Linked DNA regions of Homo sapiens: region 2 is linked to region 1. A link is a contact called in ENCODE Hi-C or POLR2A ChIA-PET data. All regions are on one chromosome and are shown on one strand. Each heading gives the region's core, a stretch centred on a gene start or an enhancer-like site at or near the end of the contact. The rest is flanking DNA. Distances are from core to core; before and after follow the strand shown. Region 1 overlaps LOC105373281 (a long non-coding RNA gene). Region 2 has its middle 14 kb from the start of DEGS1.

What was found. A loop is a pair of places that touch in the nucleus more often than their neighbours do. ChIA-PET counts read pairs that join two places held with the same protein, here RNA polymerase II (POLR2A). Pooled maps may share reads with other maps.
Region 2: a loop to region 1 is called in a map of MCF 10A, with 9 times the contacts of the local background. The contact joins two enhancer-like sites. A Hi-C loop is called at or near these places in 1 of 168 maps with a recorded cell type or tissue (MCF 10A) and 2 of 50 pooled maps. POLR2A ChIA-PET finds 5 or more read pairs at or near these places in 1 of 52 experiments (Panc1).

The regions. Positions count from the first base shown.
Region 1 is chr1:223,696,888-223,700,888 of GRCh38, reverse strand. The region is part of intron 1 of LOC105373281 (a long non-coding RNA gene); the gene reads left to right. Among named protein-coding and RNA genes, the nearest start is that of CAPN2, 14 kb to the left of the region's middle. Within about 2 kb of position 2,493, at least 2 of the 41 ENCODE cell types and tissues checked have a DNase peak (open chromatin) inside an H3K27ac peak, as active enhancers do.
Region 2 is chr1:224,166,889-224,170,975 of GRCh38, reverse strand. No RefSeq gene overlaps it. Among named protein-coding and RNA genes, the nearest start is that of DEGS1, 14 kb to the left of the region's middle. RefSeq lists enhancers at 1-885, 886-1,855. Within about 2 kb of position 1,840, at least 9 of the 41 ENCODE cell types and tissues checked have a DNase peak (open chromatin) inside an H3K27ac peak, as active enhancers do.

The DNA of each region.
Region 1 (4,001 bases), core at 1,244-3,743:
GGTGATACAAATATTTAGTGTCCATTTCCCCGCTAGCCCATCCATTTCTGAATGAGACACCATGTCTTTCTTGTTCACCTTTGTGATCCTGGCATAGTGCCTGGCACCTGGTGGGTGCTTGGTAAAGGTTTGTTGAACGAAGGGTCATAGGCACAAAGCGTTCCCAGGGAAAACTTGTTGGCATCTTTGATGTCAGAATCATTGATTTAGGGTGAGGGAAATGCTCCCTGGGCCCTGTGTCATGCTAAAGGAGTCCCTGAATTGAGAACTTTGAGGAGCCCAGATTTACTATCCACTAGGATTGCTTCAAATGTCTGAGTTTAGGGTGGGGTGGAGTGTACCCTCCTTTACAAGAGAACCAGAAGATTCCTCCCCCAGGGTTTAATGCTTGAATTCCTCTAGGAGAAAGATAAGAATGTTGCAGAACAGAGCTGTGCAAGCATTTCTTGTTGCTCCCTCCTCCCTCTCTCTCTTTCTCTCTCTCTCTGGGGCTGACTGGTCTGTCCCTAAGTTGTGGGTGCTGGTGCTGGTGTGGAGGGGGGATGAAGGGCCCAGGACATCTCTATGGGGTCTACTTGGGACCAGACTGGCCATCAACACACAGCCCAGCCTCTCCACTTGATTGCCACTCCTGGGGGCATTTCGGTGGACTACAAAGTGCTAGAAACCATGAAGTCCCTGGACGCCCCCTTGGCGCCCTGAGCATTCTATGTAGGGATGGGGGTGGTTGAGTGTGTTCTGGGAGTAGGGTCCTGGGGGAGGGTGGTGGTAGTAATGTGAGATTGGTGTCAAAGAAAAGAAAAAATTATTCGGTGGCACTTGTTGAGGTATGATTAGGAAGGCTTTATTCAGGACTGTTGCAATAGGCATAGGGGCCACTGCAATGGGGTTTTGCGGGGTGGATAGAGATTGGGCTCAACTCGGAATATGGCACGGCCAGGTGGGAATGCATAGCCAAGAAGCAGAGTGGGGGTCAGTGACAGATAATTACTAAGAGTAAACGTAAAGAATAAGGGGGATTCTGGCTAAACCCCCTAACCGAGTCTTGCTGAAGACAGGACAGGGTCATTGGACATCACCTAGATGGTGGAGGATGAGGAGCACAGTTAGATATTGGGGATGATCAGATAGCAAGGTGTTGAGGGGTTCTAGCTAAACTGACTTAGCAGGGTCCTCGTTAAAACTGAATTTTTCAAGGAAGTGCACAGATGGGCCTAGGAAAGGATCAGGAGGCTCACTAAAGTTTGGTCAAGCAAAGAATCTTTGTCAAGGGCCAGAAGAGGCCAGAGGTGAGGCCGAGAGGTGGGGAGGGACTAGCTGCTATAGGACCTTGTAAGGGCAATTGGAGGGGTTGGAAGTGAAGGGTGAAAGAGGTGAGTGTGGTGGTCAGGCTGGTGGGGAAGGAGTAGGGCTCTAGGCAGCTCTGGTGGAGAGGCTCCTGAGCCCCATCACAGGTGTTCCAGGGTCCATGAGAACTTCTTCTGATAGCAGGACTGTAGGCCCATGGTCCTGCTTGCCCACTCTTCAGAAGCAGGCCCTGATGGAGAAGAACTTGGCTTTTTATTTTTTATTTTTAAGAGACAAGACCTTGCTCTGTCACCCAGGCTAGAGTACAGTGGCATGATCATAGCTCACTGCAGCCTCCGTTTCCTGGGCTCAAGTGATCCTCCCACCTCAGCCTCCTCAGTAGTTAGGACTACAGGCATTTACCACCATGCCAAGCTAATTTGTGTGTGTATATGTGTGTGTGTGTGTAGAGATGGGGTCTCGCTATATTGCCCAGGCTAGTCTGGAACTCCTGGCCTCCATAATTATCCTGCCTCAGCCTCCCAAGTGTGAGCTTGGCTTTATGAAGATACAATAATTTGGGGGCTTCTCCTAGTCTATTCCCACTCACGATTTTTATTTTTATTTTCACTTTTTATGTTTTTTGAGAAGGAGTCTCGCTCTGTCACCCAGGCTGGAGTGCAGTGGCATGATCTCAGCTCACTGCAACCTCTGCCTCCTGGATTCAAGCAATTCTCCTGTCTCAGCCTCCCGAGTAGTTGGGACTACAGATGCCTGCCATCACGCCCGGCTAATTTTGTATTTTTAGTAGAGACGGGGTTTCACCATAATGGCGATGCTGGTCTCGAACTCTTGACCTTAGGTGATCCACCCGCCTTGGCTTCCCAAAGTGCTGGGATTACAGGCGTTAGCCACCGCGCCCAACCCCCACTCACAATTAAACACAGCCTGCACATGTATTTCTGCACCAACAGGTTGACAGGCTCTCATTGGAGAGAAAATAACCCGCTCCATCCTTTTGTGCAACTGGAATGATTTGTGTGTCTTGGGAAGTTTTAAAGGTCACCAAGATTTCCTGAACAACAAAAATAAGCCTGTAGTAATAAAGTTATTACACCACAATCATGCTCTTCACTGTGAGCTATAGCGGGTGGTCCTGCCCAGGCAGGTGATGACGGTAAAATGGCGCCTCCTGGGGCCCGTTTGATGTTGTATTGGCTCCACCACGTGGCAAAAAGCAGTATTGTTATTTCAAAGCAAGAAAACCCCTAATTTAGCCATGGAAAAGGAAACCTCTATTTCAAAAGGCCTTTGATGCTTTTCAGCATAAACAAGTAAAACTGGCAAAATGTCTTGTTTTGGATCTCAGGCAGTCATGACTCCAGATCCCAAAGCCCTCTGGAGTCTGATACTGAGTTCCTCATGAACTGACCCATCTATTTATGTATCTATCTGTCTATCTATCATTATTTGTGACCACACATAACGTGCCAGGCATAATGCTGGGTACTGAGGCTTCAACCGTGAACAGGATACTGTACTGTCCTTACAGAGGACATAGACAATGGGCAACAGGCCATTGCAATTCACTGTGGTAAGCGCTATGGAGACAAATTACTGAGGATCCTCACCCAGATTTGGGGAGTCTTGGGTTATTTCACTTAGCATAATATCCTCATAATATCCTCAAGTTTCATCCATGTTGTGGCACGTGACAGGATTTCCTTTCTTCCTTCCTTCCTTTTTTTTTTTTTTTTGAGATGGAGTTTTGCTCTTGTTGCCCAGGCTGGAGTGCAAAGGTGCAATCTGGGCTCACCGCCACCTCCGCCTCCTGGTTTCAAGCAATTCTCCTGCCTCAGCCTCCTGAGTAGTTGGGATTACAGGCATGCACCACCACGCCTGGCTAATTTTGTATGTTTAGTAGAGATGGGGTTTCTCCATGTTGGTCAGGCTGGCCTTGAACTCCCAACCTCACGTGATCCACGTGCCTCGGCCTCCCAAGGTGCTGGGATTACAGGTGTGAGGCACTGTGCCCAACTGATTTCCTTCTTTTTAAGGTGGAATGATATTCTATTGTCTTGGATATACCACATACACTGAGAAAGTCTTTTTACATTTAATTTTTTTTTTTTATTTTTGAGATGGAGTCTCACTCTGTCACTCAGGCTGGAGTGCAGTGGCGCAATCTTGGCTCACTGCAACCTCTGCTTCTTAGGTTCAAGTGATTCTCCTGCCTCAGCCTCCTGCGTAGCTGGGATTACAGGTGCGTGCAAACACGGACGACTCTTCTTTTTTTTTTTTTTGTATTTTTAGTCGAGATGGGGTTTCACCATGTTGGCCAGGGTGGTCTCAAACTCCTGACCTCAAGTGATCCACCTGCCTCGGCCTCCCAAAGTGTTGGGATTACAGGCACAAGCCACCACGCATGGCCAGGAAGTCTTTTTTTTGAGACAGGGTCACTCTCTGTTACCCAAGCTGGAGTGCAGTGGTGTGATCATGGCTTACTGTGGCCTTGACCTCCTGGGCTCAAGTGATCCTCCCACCTCAGCCTCCTGAGTAGCTGGGACTACAGGTGTGCACCACCACATCTGGCTACTTTGTGTATTTTTCATAGAAACGGGGTTTCACCATGTTGCCCAGGCTGGTCTTGAACTCTTGAGCTTAAGTGATCCACCTGCCTTGGCCTCCCAAAGTGCTGGGATTACAGGTGTAAG
Region 2 (4,087 bases), core at 591-3,090, 470 kb before region 1:
CAGCCTGGGCATCAAGAGTGAAACTCCGTCTCAAAAAAAAAAAAAAAAAAAGAGAAAAGAATTTCTTTAGAGAGAGTTGGTAGCAGGTTGTGCTGCCCATCCTTGCTGCACACCCTCTGGTGGCAGAAGGAACTGTTGCTTTGTTAATTACAGCCAAGTGAAGAGTTTCTCAGAACCATTCCTCCAACTTGACTTTTGTGTTTGGAGAGACACAGGGACTGGTACCTGACTTGGACTTGAGCATGCCTAAAGGTGAGGGGAAATCAGAAGCTGTCCGTGGTCACTGAGTATGGACAGAGGGTCTCTGCTGATAGTAGCTTTTCTGCCAGGTTGATCAGGTATAGGTGGACCAGATGTGTAACCGTTTGACAAGGGCTAGATTTGGTTGCTGTCTATGGCCTCATAGGTCATGCATCCTAATGCTTCTTTTTGAAAGAACATTTACCACCAGATACCTAGGGCTAAGGAGGGGTTCCTATGAGTCAGCTGTATGGTAACTTGGAAGAAAAATTCATGGTGAAGGTAACCCGTGAGGAGATTATTTAAAAACCAATGGAGGGCTGACAGCAGTGGCTTATGCCTGTAATTCCAGCACTTTGGGAGGCTAAGACAGGAAGATCGCTTGTGGCCAGGAGTTTGAGGCCAGCCTGGGCAATGTAGCAAGACTCTGCATCTATCAAAAATAAAAATAATTAGCCAGGCATGGTAGTCCCAGCTACTCAGTAAGCTGAGGCAGGAGGATCACTTGAGCTCAGGAGTTCAAGACTGTAGTGAGTGATAGGGCAAGACCTTATCTCTTAAAAAAAGAAAAAGAAAGCAACAACAACAGTGGAAAATGCCTTGGGGAAAACAGCCCCAAAGTGTGATCTCTGCCTCAACCAAGAGACACACATGACAGATTCCAACCATACCAGTAATGCAGATTTTTTTTCTTTATTCTGTCTCTCCTCCCCACTGAGTTAGACAGCAGAGAGTCTTGCAGGAGGGGGAGGAGGAAAAGCAAAGAGAATAAATGGAAGACATCCTCCTTCCTGCCCTTCTCCACTGAAAAGGAGAAGCCCAACTCAAAGCTTCTCCGAAGTCCAACTCAGGCCTGACTTACAGAAAGAAGAAAGAAGCGGGAGGGCACAGTGGCTCATGCCTGTAATCCCAGAATTTTGGGAGGCCAAGGCAGGCAGATCACCTGAGGTCAGCAGTTCAAGACCAGCCTGTCCAACATGGCGAAACCCCGTCTCTACTAAAAATGCAAAAATTAGCTGGGCTTGGTGGCAGGCACCTGTAATCCCAGCTACTTGGGAGGCTGAGGCAGGAAAATCGCTTGAACCCGGGAGGTGGAGGCTGCAGTGAGCCAAGATCGCACCACTGCACTCCAGCCTGTGCGACAGAGCAAGACTCCGTCTCAAAAAAAGAGAAAAAAAAGAGGAAAGAAGCTTTAATCAATTGAGACAATAAAGTCTTTCTTCGGATCGGGCTGGATTTTTTAATAACTGGATAAAGGTGATTAATTTGTTAGTGACCAGGAGAGTCTACAAGGCTCTGGGATCTGCCTGAGATTCCTTCTGGGATCAGGGCAGAACAATGCAACAGGACAGTCTAAAAGAGCAGTTACTGAGAAGAAATGAATCTGCTTCCATTTGCACCCTTCCAAGTCTAGCTCATGCAAAAGCAGTTGTACTCAGATGACTATTTTACTCACCAGCAGCCACAGCTTATGAAAAAGGAAATTGACAAAGGAAGAGGGTGAAGGGGCATAGGCAAGAAGAAAAGTCTTGAACTAGTGAGCACTGAAATCAAAACCGCAGGCTTATGGTTAGAGAAATTTCCCCCATTTCATGTATGAGGAAGCGAATACTTCCAGAATGTGAGTGACGTGTCTTAGATCACACAGCTTAGAGTGCAGCAGAGGCTAAAAAGGGACAAAGGTTGTCTGGTTCCAAATCCCAAATAGAAGATGGACTCGATCCAGAGGTGACTCATGGTGGGGAAGGCAGGGGTCCAGGATCCAGGAAAACACCATGAACTGATAGAGCAGTTCTGCAGGATGAAGTAGCTTTTTCTATCTGTGTGAAGCCAACAATATGAATGAGTGGAGAAAAGAGCGCATAGCTTTCATTCTTCCAGAGTCTGAGTTTTGCAGGGGATTGACTGGGATTGAGAATACATTTGCAAGATATTTTGTTTTTCTTCCCAGGCTTTTGGTTTTTAAGAAAACAGTCTGGCCAGGCACAGTAGCTCACGCCTATAATCCCAGCACTTTGGGAGGCCAAAGCGGATGGATCACAAGGTCAAGAGTTCGAAACCAGCCTGGCCAACATGGTGAAAACCCGTCTCTACTAAGAATACAAAAATTAGGCTGGGCGTGGTGGCTCACCCCTGTAATCCCAGCACTTTGGGAGGCTGAGGTGGGTGGATCACCTGAGGTCGGGAGTTTGAGACCAACCTGAGCAACATGGAGAAACCTCATCTCTACTAAAAATACAAAATTAGCCAGGTATGGTGGCGCATGCCTGTAATCCCAGCTACTCGGGAGGCTGAGGTGGGAGAATCGCTTGAACTCGGGAGGTAGAGGTTGCAGTGAGCCCAGATCGTGCCATTGCACTCCCGCCTGGGTGACAGAGACTCCGTCTCAAAAAAAAAAAAAAAAAATTCTGGAGCCTGGGAAGTCCAAGATCAAGGCACTGGCATATTCAGTATCTGGTGAGGGGCTGCTTCCTTGTTCGTGGATGGCCGTCTTCTGGCTATAACCTCACATGGCAGAAGAGGTGAAGGAGTTTTCTGAGGTCCCTTTTATTTAATTAATTAATTAATTAATTAATTTTTTTGAGATGGAGTCTCGCTCTGTCACCCAGGCTGGAGTGCAATGGTATGATCTCAGCTCACTGCAACCTCTGCTTCCTGGGTTCAAGAAATTCTCCTGCCTCAGCCTCCCAAGTAACTGGGACTACAGGTGCACCCCACCATGCCTGGCTAATTTTTGTATTTTTAGTAGAGATGGGGTTTCACATGTTGGCCAGGGTGGTCTCAAACTGCTGACCTCAGGTGACCCGCCTGCTTCGGCTTCCCAAAGTGCTGGGATTACAGGCGTGAGCCACCGCACCCAGCCTGGTGTCTCTTTTAAAAGAACACTAACCCCATTCATGAAGACTTCACCCTCATGAACATAATCACCTCCCCAAAGCCCAACCTCCTAGTCTCCTCCCCTTGAGGATTAGGCTTCAAGGCATACATTTTGCGGGGACACAAACTTTCAGTCTATAGCAGCTGGTTTAATTGTTGAATACACTTCCATGGTTTAAAAATAGAAAAACATGGCCGGGCGCGGTGGCTCACACCTGTAATCCCAGCACTTTGGGAGGCCGAGGCAGGCGGATCACGTGGTCAGGAGATCGCGACCATCCTGGCTAACATGGTAAAACCGTGTCTCTACTAAAAATACAAAAAATTAGCCGGGTGTAGCGGCGGGCGCCTGTAGTCCCAGCTACTCGGGAGGCTGAGGCAGGAGAATGGCGTGAACCCCGAGGGGCGGAGCTTGCAGTGAGCCGAGATCGCGCCACTGCACTCCAGCCTGGGCGACAGCGCGAGACTCCGTCTCAAAAAAAAAATAGAAAAACATACAGGTGTCTAGTGATAAGCTCCTCCCAGCTCCTGTTCCTGTTGTTATGTTGTCAAACCCCAAAATATAACCACTGTTATTGATTCCCTGTGCATTTTTCTAGAATTTTTTTTTCTTTTCTTTTCTTTCTTTTTTTTTGACATGGAATCTCACTCTTTCTCCCAGCCTGGAGTGCAGTGGTGTAATCTCAGCTCACTGCAACCTCTGACTCCCAGATTCAAGTGATCCTCCTGCCTCAGCCTCCTGAGTATCTGGGACTACAGGCACAGACCACCATGCCTGCCTAATTTTTGTATTTTTAGTAGAGGTGGGATTTCGCCATGTTGGCCAGGCTGGTCTCAAACTCCTGACCTCAAGTGATCTGCCCCCCTCAGCCTCCCAAAGTGCTGGGATTACAGGCATGATCCACCGTGCCCGGCCTAGAGTTTCTTTATGCATATGCATGCCACTACTTAGCAGTACAGTCATGAACTG